Regions from separate parts of the Homo sapiens genome. Here region 2 is linked to region 1. A link is a contact called in ENCODE Hi-C or POLR2A ChIA-PET data. All regions are on one chromosome and are shown on one strand. Each heading gives the region's core, a stretch centred on a gene start or an enhancer-like site at or near the end of the contact. The rest is flanking DNA. Distances are from core to core; before and after follow the strand shown. Region 1 has its middle 5.4 kb from the start of LINC00862. Region 2 has its middle 7.0 kb from the start of KIF14.

What was found. A loop is a pair of places that touch in the nucleus more often than their neighbours do. ChIA-PET counts read pairs that join two places held with the same protein, here RNA polymerase II (POLR2A). Pooled maps may share reads with other maps.
Region 2: a map with no recorded cell type shows a loop between it and region 1 (8-fold over the local background). The contact joins two enhancer-like sites. A Hi-C loop is called at or near these places in 2 of 37 single-sample maps with no recorded cell type and 2 of 50 pooled maps. POLR2A ChIA-PET finds 5 or more read pairs at or near these places in 3 of 52 experiments (HepG2, WTC11 and activated naive CD4-positive, alpha-beta T cell).

The regions. Positions count from the first base shown.
Region 1 is chr1:200,376,346-200,382,128 of GRCh38, forward strand. No RefSeq gene overlaps it. Among named protein-coding and RNA genes, the nearest start is that of LINC00862, 5.4 kb to the left of the region's middle. RefSeq lists an enhancer at 4,427-4,476. Within about 2 kb of position 3,111, at least 5 of the 41 ENCODE cell types and tissues checked have a DNase peak (open chromatin) inside an H3K27ac peak, as active enhancers do.
Region 2 is chr1:200,624,909-200,630,691 of GRCh38, forward strand. No RefSeq gene overlaps it. Among named protein-coding and RNA genes, the nearest start is that of KIF14, 7.0 kb to the left of the region's middle. Within about 2 kb of position 3,468, at least 3 of the 41 ENCODE cell types and tissues checked have a DNase peak (open chromatin) inside an H3K27ac peak, as active enhancers do.

The DNA.
Region 1 (5,783 bases), core at 1,861-4,360:
AATGGAAATGATCTACATCTCACTGTCCAATACAGTAGCCACTAGCTACATGTGGCTACTGTGCATTTGAAATGTGGCTAGTGCAATTGATAAAATGAATTTTTAATTTTTAAAATTTTAATTAATTTACATTTAAGTAGCCACTTGTGGCCAGAGGCCACCATATTGGAACACTCAGCTCTACAAGATCTATTCCCCATCCACCCTATCCACCTCTTGCCTGAGCCTATAAAAGCCCACAACACACTATAAAAACTCCTTTGAAGTCAGATGATGTCACTCCTCTGCTTAAAAATCTCTATAGTTTCCCATTTTACTCAAAAGCCAAAGAAAGTCCTTATCTTGATTTACAAGGCCTCATATGATCTGGCCACCTCACCCATCTCTCTGACCTCAGCCTCTAGCTTAATCTCTTCCTTGTTGACTCCACTCCAGGCACAACATTGCCCTCCTTAGTGGAACACATCAAGTATGCTATTGCCTCAGGGCCTTTGCTCATGCTGTTTTCACTGCCTGGAACATTCTTTTTCCCAATATTCATATGACAAACTCAGAGCTCCTTCACTTCCTTAGTAAGCACTCTGCTACAAGTGTCTTCTGATGAGAGGCTGATCTGACCTTACTTGATCTGAAAGTCCTATCCAAAACAATTCCCTCCCACTTGATCACTCTCTATCTCCATACTCTGTTTGTTGTTGTTGTTTTTAAGTAGAGAAGTAGTCTCACCATGTTGCCCAGGCTGGTCTTGAACTCCTAGGCTCAAGTGATCCTCTCACTTTGGGCTCCCAAAGTGCTAGGATTATAGGCATGAGCCAACATGCCTGCTCTCTGCTCTTTCTTTATAGCACAGATCTCCATCTATGTTTCTTTACTTATTACTTGTCTCCATCAGCAGGGGCAGCATCTCTGTTTTATTCACAGCAGTATCCCTAATACCTGAAACAGTACCTGGCTCAGAGTAGGGTCACAAACACGCACACACACACACACACACACACACACACACACACACACACGGCTGAATTTGATGAGTGAATACACATGGCCCTATGGTGCCAAAGACTATTTACAAGTCTCAACACTGGTCTACAACCCAGCACTCTCCTGCTGCTATTCCCTGGGGAGAGGTTGGGACTGGGTTCCTCTCTAAGTATAGTATCCTCACTTGCAAGAGGGCAGCTGGGTGCTTAAACTGTATCAGCTCTAATCTTCACCACAATCCATTTTACCAGTTTGGAAACAGACAGGTTAAGTAAACTACTCAAGCTCAGCTAGAGTGACCCTCACCCTGTTTCTTATGAAGGGGTTTCCACAGTCAATAGAAAACTCTTCTACAGGCAGCTACAAAGATATGCATTGAAGTGACCACATAGCTTCATTATAAATCTCTTTACTGATTCTATGCCTTCATAGGGAAAAATGAGAATAACTACTTTTATAACAGACTAAATGAAAATTAATTTCAGAGAGTTTATAGAAAATGGCCAGGTGCAGTGCCTCAAGCCGGTAATCCCAGCACTTTGGGAAGCTGAGGCAGGTGGATCACTTCAGGTCAGGAGTTTGAGTCCAGCCTGGCCAATATGGTGAAACCCCATCTCTACTAAAAACACAAAATTTAGCTGGGCATGGTGGCATACGCCTGTAATCCCAGCTACTCAGGAGGCTGAGGCAGGAGAATCATTTGAACCCAGGAGTCAGAGGTTGCATGAGCCAAGATCGCGCCACTGCACTCCAGCTTGGGCAACAGAATGAGACTGCCTCAAAAAAATAAAAATACAAAATACAAAAAGAAAATGAATGTTATTTCCACTTTCATTTTTACTCCTCCCCTAACTGGCCTAAGTTTTTCTTACCAAATTGCCATTAGATTTTCAAAATGCTATGCTAAATAAAATACTGTTGGCCTTCATGTTTGAAAATGATGTTGCTGAGAGTGCTATTTTTTAAGCTAGAATTTTTACAGTCAGCAAATAAAGTAATGGTCGGTAAATTCAAGACCAGTTCCACAGAATAGATTGACTTCCTTTTAACCTGCTGGGCAAGAGTGAATGCTATTTTTTTTTCTATGTTTAACATATTCATGAGGAGCAGGGATAGAGTAAGTACATTCAAGCCACAGGTAGTCAAAATAATTTTTTGCCATTGGTTTTAATTATATATGCCATGATATCTTCTGGTAGAAATGACAAACTATAAAGATAGGTTTGTGCTTCACATCCTATTCTTTTCCATTGTTGCCTGACAGAAGCCCCAATGAATAGGGAAATTACATCCTTGGCTACAAAAATGGGCATGCAATTAGAATCATCCAACGGACAAAGAACCTAAAAAATTTTAGGGATTTTGGCACTCCTGTTTCCAATATCTTTGCTTCTTAGAAGGAAAAAACTCAAGTCAAGCAATTTGCTGCAAAGCACAGACACTGTGACACATTCAGCAAGGACCAAGGTGTCCTAATTTCCCTGCAATCAGTGTTTTCTTTTTTTTTTTTTTTTTTTTTTTTTTTTTTTTTTTTTTTTTTTGAGATGGAGTCTTGCTCTGTCACCCAGGCTGGAGTGCAATGGCATGTCTCAGCTCACTGCAAGCTCCGCCTCCTGGGTTCAAGCGATTCTCCTGCCTTAGCCTCCTGAGTGGCTGGGATTACAGGTGGATGCCACAACACCTGGCTAATTTTTGTAATTTTAGTAGAGACAGGGTTTCACCATGTTACCCAGGCTGGTCTTGAACTCCCGACCTCAGGTGATCCGCCTGCCTCAGCCTCCCAAAAGTGCTGGGATTACAGGCATGAGCCACTGCACCCGGCCCAGTGTGTTTTCTTCGGAAACCAATGATTATCCTCCAATTGGTCTGGAAGAGAGAGAGAATCTCCACAGAAAACCTGCATATAACTCTTCTGGCACTGTTCACAGTTAAGAATTGCAAATTACTTTACAAAATTACTTCTCTCAAAATACCCAGACACCTGGCCACAGACTGCCAACCTAATACTAAAATAGGCACCTTGATCAGCTCACGCTGTGACTTTAACCATTCAGCTGCATTTGACCACAGCGACAGATATCTTTGCCAAAAGAAATATGAAAAACTCTGGGAGCTGATTGCAAAATTGGGATTGGTCCAAACTTTTCCAAAGTGATGGCTCTGTTGTCTGGAATGTCTCACAGCCAGGACATTTTTCTCAACACGTCAGCTCTATATAATGAAAGCAATAAGAAGAAAATCAGATGTGCACAGAGCTTTTCTCTCTCTGCCTAATATGGGAATAATAATTAACTGTCCAAAAATGTAAGCACTGGCTCATGGCTGATGATTCACCTTTAAAGTTGTGCAAAGAAAAAGGCCAAACCTTTTGCAAAGCATGTATCAGTCATAAAAATGTCTACTTCCTTTGACACAGTAATCTTATTGCTGGAAACTGATCCTAAGAAATGATCCAAAAGAAAAGATGTTCACTACAAAATATGAATCAACCTAAATGCCCAATAATCAGAAAAATGTTAGCTATAGTACATGTTTCTAATGAAATACTATATTATCATTAAAAATAAATTATGAAGACTGTCACAATATACAGAAAATAGAGGATGATATTAAATTGAAAAGCAGAATACAGATGATATATGTGCATTATGAATATAACCATGTTCAAATATATTTGCACAGAGGAAAAATGGAATAGCAGTATTATGGGTGTTTTTTCTCTTTTTAACATTTTGTAATGTTGATCTACTGTTTTATATGTAGAGAGAGAAAGGGTCTCACTCTGTTGCCCTGGCTGGAGTGCAGTGGTGCAATTATAGTTCATTGCAGTCTCGAACACCTGGGCTCAAGCAATTCTCTCACCTCAGCCTCCTCAGTAGCTAGGACTACAGGTGCCAGCCATTGTGCCAGGCTTGTTTTAATCTTTTTTTAAGTTATGTACAATATTTCATATTCCTTTCTATACAATAAACCAGCACATAAATAATTTTTAAATTATCTAAAATAGCTAGCTCATTTCAAATATTTGTCCTTTAAAAATTATGAGCAGGACACTTGCCCAACATTTGACAACCAGCAGAATATCCATGCCAGTTTTGCTTCAACCCCTCTGACCACTCCAAAGTCAACATAGATTCACCTAAGCCCAGAATATAGTCGGATCAGAAAGGCACATGGCTCTGCCCCTGAAAAACTCCTGGCTCAGGCCCTCCCCTAAAGAAACCAGCCAGGTGGTTCCATGGGGATCTGGGTCCCGAGCCTCTACTACTATTTCCAGGGAAGACCTGGTTTGTGAAAACCTCTGGGTCTACTTCCTGCAGCCACCCTTGTGCTCTGGAAGGCAAGTAAGCCATTTCAATATGGACTTTGGATCCTGGACCCAAAGGTAGAAAAATACACAGCTATGAGGCCTTTGTTTTGATGTTTGTTTCTCAAAAATGGATTTTTTCACACCCAGTACATGTGGGGAGCAGCTGTTTTGTAGACAACCCTACAGATCTCCACAGAAAGATGAAGAGGTGGGGGCTGCCCCACTTGCTTCTGGTCTGCTACCAAGAAGAGTTAATCATCTCCCCAAATAGTGCAGGGAATGAGTTTTAACCTTGAATATACAGGCTTTGCGCTCACAGATACTGGTCATTAATGTTTATGCATGAAAGGTGACAGTTTTTGTTTGGTATACAGAGCATTGAAAAGGAAAAAGGAACTACTAATTTCTACAGGTTTCATTGTCTTGAGATCAAATATTCATAGCAACTCAGAAATCTGTCTAGAGAAATGTAGCTATTGCTAAGCTAATGCTTAGTAAACTCAAATAGACCCCATTTTATTACTGATATATATGAATTATATTGTTTCAAATGCATGCTTTTATCAATAATTCTTCAAAGGAAAAATTTTTAATTTTACAGAATCTTTTTTTTTAATCTATCAAGCTTTTTCTAAACCATCATACCTATGTTGCTCAAAAATTGTTGAGACCCGGGGTCAAGGAGACATTCACATTGGCTTTCAACGGAAAATGTGCTTCTCTACACTAAAATGGCCACTTAAGCAAGACTGTGGAAATGATTTATCTCACAATGTTTAAAGTTGGATCCTGACTCCAGCTATGTCATGACTGCACAATCAGTCAGAGACAAGTAGTTACACGCTCCTAAATAAAGAAGAGCACTCTAATGGCCAAATGAGTTGAGCATCTAACATACTAAAATTACCTTAATAAAAGTTAAATTACCCACATCCAAAAGAATACAAAAATCACTCGCAATAATAATGTTTAAGTGTTAAGAACAGCAGAACATAAAATAGATCTATTTACGTCACATAAATGTTATCTTCGCAAATTGGTGTTAAGCAGTGATATTAGCAGTATATAAGTCAGAAAGTAAGAAAGTAGTATATAAGTCAGAAAGTAGCAGTATATGAGTCAGAAAGAAAAAGAAAAGGAATCAAGCGGTATAACCAGAGGCTATCACATGAGAGCATAGATTGCTGTTTATTGTTCACTGTAGTATCCCCAGGACCTAGTAAGTTCTGAATAAATATTTGTTGAATGAATGAATGTATGAATAAAGGAACAGAGCTCATCAAAACAAAAACGCAATTTGTGTTGTAGAATTATAGGCCCATGCATACTTGCTTTAACAAGTCAGAAAAGAGACTTCCCAAAAATAACATGTTTGCTACTGACTATAATTTAAAATTGGGCGTTAAAATTTATGTATGGATCCTACATTAAAATATGGCCAAGATTTTTTTTTTTTTTTTTTTTTTTTTTTTTGAGACAGAGTCTCACTCTG
Region 2 (5,783 bases), core at 2,218-4,717, 250 kb after region 1:
AACAATTTTTTTTAAGGCCTAGTTTGACCTTCAATTGGTTGTCTTCTTCCCATTGTGCTTTGCCAACATAGCCCAAGGTCATTCTGACATCCTGTTGAAAATGCTGGGGATTCCTCCAAGTAGACTTGTAGGTATTTTCCTAAAATGGATAATGAAAAGCTTCAAGTCACTTACTTTTCAACAAATTTACAGAGAGGTATTAGGTGATCTCAATAAGAATGTTGAGTATGTACAAATCACTCAGCTGTCTGTACTAACCCCAAAATAGTTCATAATCTCATTTCTTTTCGGTGGTACATGTCAATACTAGCAGTGTCTAGGCTGCCTAGAATTGCCTAGAATGACACATGTTTAGTTGTTTTTATAATCAATTTTTAGTTTGTGTATTCACATAAATCAATTTTCTAATTTAAAAAACAGCATAAAAAAGATTGTGTCAAGTAATTGCTTCTCATGTTCGTGGGTATAAAAGGGCAACTGTCAAGTAAGAAGCCACCTGGATTGCAAGAATTATACATCATCTCAGTCTTTCTAGAGGGGAGAGAGGGGAGTTTTTCTTCAGTGTTGTAGCTTCATGAATAATTCCACACCCATCCACATGTCTTTACCCGTTTACATAAGGTTTTTTTTTTTTTTTTTTTTTTTTTTTTTGGTTTAGACCACAGGCTGTTCTCTGATTCACTCAGGGGAAAAAAACATCTACCATCAGAAAGAGTTCTGCTCTTTTTTTTTTTTTTTTCTTTTTCAGATACAACAGTCTGGGGTACAACAGAGAGTTGAGTGTTCTATTTGGACTAACATTTTCTCAGTTTCCTCTAGCATACAAAGATGAATAAATGATGGCATTTTTCTGTCTTCTGTGATAAACAGTGTTTCTGCAAGCCATGGTGTAGGTTTATGTGGACTTTATGGGTTTCATTTAATTCACATGAAATTATGCCAAAGAATGAGCCCATTCACTGTGTCCTGTATTTCTCCCAGCTGTATTTCTTTAAATATTATTAATAAGTTTCTGTACTACAAGCATTCATTAAACCCAAACATCCACTCCAACTGACAGCAATTGGGCCTGAGCAATTTGATATTATATTCCTGAAAAAAGAAAATGAAAACAAACTCTCATTTTATCAGTTTTCTCCCTTATCCCAGAAATTTAACAAGGGCAATGCAAACTGCTATCCTATAATTTATTCCACTGTCTGGAAGTCTAAAGCAGGACTGTGCAAGATAGTGTGAGCTACATGTGAATTTTAAACCTTCTAGTACCCACTTTAAGAAAAGTAGAAAGAGAAGGGACAATTTATTTTATTTAATTAATCTTTTTTTTTTTATAGAGATGTGGATCTCCCTATGTTGTCCAGGCTGGTCTCGAACTCCTGGGCTTAAGCAATCCTCCTGACTTGGCCTCCTAAAGTGCTGGGGTTACAGGAGTGTGACACTGCACCTGGCTGATTTTAATAATTTATTTAACCCAATACATCAGAAATATTATCATTTCAATACATAATCAACATTAAAAAAATGTTCATGGCCGGGCACGGTGGCTCATGCCTGTAGTCCTAGCACTTTGGGAGGCCGAGGCGGGTGGATCACGAGGTCAGGAGTTCGAGACCAGCCTGGTCAACATGGTGAAACCTGTCTCTACTAAAAATACAAAAATTAGCCGGGGGTGATGGTGTGCATCTGTAATCCCAGCTACTCAGGAGGCTGAGGCACGAGATTGCTTGAACCCAGGAGGCGGAGGTTGCAGTGAGCCGAGATAGCACCATTGCACTCCAGCCTGGGCAACAGAGCAAGACTGTCTCGGGAAAAAAAAAATTCAGATATTTTACATTCTTTCAGGCATTCAGTTAAATTTTTACACTTCACAGCATTTACAAGACCAGCCACATTTTAAGTGCCTGATAGCCACAATATTGGATGGCACAGGTCTAAGGGGTCTCTCTCTCTCCCTTTCTCTCATTGCATACAGGAAAGAGATAGCAGGGTCTTAGGATGTGGATTCAAAATGTATTAAATATCATAAGAGAATTGCATTCTAACTGGATGAAAAGGGCTGGAATCCCCACATCTCCTGATGTCTCTCTGGCCACAAACTCCATGGCCTTTCTGGCCTTTGATCTGGTCTTTTGTTGATCTCTGCTGGCAAAGGGCTGTGGTTTGAAGCGTTTCTGATTTCATGAAGTTGGAACTTATCCTGAACTGATGGTTCTACAATAACCTGATTTTATATGTACCTGATGTACTGAAATTAATGCTAACTTCAAAATTATTCCACTTCCTTTCTCTCAGCTTAAAACCCCCCACTCTCTCCCTATAATTTGAAGTCTTACCTCAAAAGTATATGCCCGTGAAAAGTGCCAAGTCAGCAAAAGGGTGAGGCCAAAGACATAAAAAGAATTGTGTGGGCCAGGCACAGTAGCTCAAGCCTGTAATCCCCAAGACTTTGGGAGGCTGAGGCAGAAGGATCGCTTGAGGCCAGGAAGTGGAAGCTGCAGTGACATATGATCACACCACTGCACTCTAGCCTGGGCAACAGAGCATGATCCCATCTGTAAATAAATTAATACATAGATAGATAAAATAATTGCGGGGACCCTTATTTGATACTCATGACCGCTGAACCACAGTTTAAGGAATGATTTTTTTTTTGTACTCAGCTCGAGAAGAGGTTAAAAAAATGCCTTTAAAAAATATTATATAGCATGTTCCTGAGTCCCAGACCAACCTTTCCTTTTTTCTCTTTTGTTCCCTTTTTAACACAATTCTCAGTTTCTGGGTAGCTACAAGCCCAGGATTGCACCCAGGATTCTAAATGAGATGTGAGAAACCATTTACAGAGAGGAACTATTACTTTGCTCTACAAGGAAATCCCCTGTTTGCAACTAGACTGTTGATGATATTATTATCTAGCCCTAGGGCTCTTTCCTCATTATTTTCTGCAATTCTACCTATTAGGGCTCCATTTAAATGTCTCATGGATACTACTTTGATGCATGACCTTCCAGCTTTGTGAGAGTGAATTTCATTAGCCTCATTTCTGCCCATTTCCCTAAACTGTTTAAATCTTTAGTAATCTGGTCCATTCCTAGAATGTAGCAACTGATACTCCTTCATCACAGATTCATCTGTAAACTTAGCTTCCTACCTCAGGACACAGTAAACTCCATGCTCCCTTTGTTTTAAAGGTACATAGTGTGGAGTAATTAGAATGGCACACTGAGGACAGAGGTCCTGCTTTTCTGGGGTGGTAGGTGTGCACCTGAATGCAGGCTGCCTGATCCTGGCTCCTCTGAGCTAAGCTCCCTCGCTGTCTCTACTCAGTGCCTTGGAGTTGTAAAGAGGGGACTCTTTCATATTCTGTCTATGTCATATTCATAGACAGAGTTTTCTCCTAATTCAGGTCTTCCTGCCCTGCTATAACCCTTAGCTCTGGCTAAAGTTTCATTTCTGCTTCTACTTCTAGGGAGGGGTGACGTTTTCATTGAGAAGTGCAATAGGCAGCGGATGTGGGGATTCCCTTTCTCCCCACCATCCCGCCCACCCCCTCCATGTGGCCGTCTTTCTCCCCACTCCCGACTGTGCTCACAACAAAGATAAGACTGCTGGGTTTCATAACTCACATGTCTCTCAGTACTGATTTTGACTTATTGAGGTTGCTACTTTGGCCCAATGCTGTAGGTTGATGCCTCTGTCCCGTTCAGTGATGCGAGCTGAGCTTTTAAACATCTGTGGTCTCACCTCACCTGTTTTTGTGTTTAACCACAATGGCTGAGTCTCTTCAGTGACAGAATGGTAAATCAGGATTTGAATCCAGGCCTTTGTACCCTAGGTTTGCATTCAAGGTAAAAGCTAGGCTTTGAGGAACATCAGCAGACAGTTGTGCATGGTTATGAGAAATAGAGAGGGGTGGGGAAAGAGACACAGGCAGGGAGGTCAGAGAAGGTACTGGGACAAGTGTGAGGTAATGAGCAACCTGACTGGCATCAGGGCAGAAACAAGGCAATTGCTGTGACAGACATTTTGAGGTTGAGGATCAATATAATTTGGCATAGTGATTTTATGGTGGGGGTGGGGAAGAGGAAGGTGACTGGCTGGCACTTTCAGGTCACAGAACAAGTGTCAGGAGACCCAGTCAAATCAGTTAAACTTCTTTGATTCTATTTCTTCATGTGGGAACTGATGGGGTTGAACAAAATAATGTCAGGTACATTCTAGAACCAGGGTTCCTTGGCTTTCATCATTGTCTGTACTCATTCTCCTCAAGTAGACAGCGTTAGGCAATGTTCATCACTTAGGATTTGATCTCAGGACTTTGGTCAGGCTTTGGATGGCACAGTGTCACCCAAGAGATATGGTCTGTGGGCTGCCATGAAAACACTCACACCAGAAATATCTCTTGCCTCTTTCACGTAGATGTTAAGGGTGAGGCTCCAGGGCACATTGCCTGGGCTTGAATTCCAGCTTCACCGCTTATTAGCTGCATGGCTTTTGGCAACTGAATTAACTTCTCTGTGCCTCAGTTTCCTCATCTGTAAAACTGACCTAATAATAGTGCCTATCTCACTGCATTGTTATGAGGATTCAATGAGATAGTACATTTGCCTGACACATAGTATTATACATTTAGCCATTATCATTTCATATTTCTTGGTTCCTGAAATCCCACCATTTATGATTTATCCAAATAGGACATTTAATTGTTCCTTCAAGAAAAAAAACAAAAACAAGAAAAAAAATAAAGGAAGCCATTTTGCCAAAGTCGCAGTATGAATGAACTCATCAGAGACATTCTGATGGGAGTGAGAGCAAACTTTAGTCATGAGGAATCGGAGGACATGGTATGGGGCACTGGGGCTGATGAGGAAAGCAGGCCTGGAGGAGGGGCCTGGGTTTGGGCAGTCAGACCACAGCAGGAGAGCGCCAGCCTCCAGGTGGAGGAGAGGATGGCACTGCACGAAGGGAGATGGGCACGGAACAAGGAGGGGAAGGTGCCAAGGTTATTTTGGCTCTCCATCCACTGCCAAGGTGTGAAGAGCTATGAGGCAAAATGGTCACAGTCCTTGGAAAGCCAGGGTCCCTGCTGCCCCATCTTTCTCTTTTTTTACCCGCCCCGTAGGACTGGACAGCAAGGAATGCAAACAGACCTGTTCTCTCACTGCCTCTGAAAAGAGTGAAAAAGATCTGCAGTGGCAGCTGAGGGAAAACTGAAGAAAGGGCCCCTTGGGGTCAGCATCTCCCGTAGCTTGCGCACTTTGCCTTCCACTATCACCCTCCACCAAAAATAAACGGGAGCAGCTTGAAGAGCAACCCAATATGCTTCAACCTACTTCTGGGCTTCCCAGTGAAACTTTAAGTCTTTTGAGGGCAGAAACCATATGTCACAGACTTTGTCTACCACAGCATCTGGGTCATTTGCTGAGCCGGTTCTGACCCGAGGCCTGTCTGGATGAACAAAAGCATGAGTAACTCTCAAGACAAGTAGGTACAGTTTGTCACAAGAATTACAGAATAGAATAAACCCTCTGTTTCTTGTTGCTAGAAACTTGAAAACAGCCCTTCCAGGTTTATTTGGTTTTTAATAATGCCCACGAAGAAACATTTTAACTCCTCAGATATAGCTACTGGTGTCTGAATTCTAATAGCTTGTTCCAATTGCAACGAGTCTCTATTCTTATAATGTTTAACATTGAACATGTAGAATCAAATGTTTCATCTTCTCTTTGGTGTTATTTTCCTTTTAAATATTTTATTATTGTTGGAATAATAATACTGATTTGTGT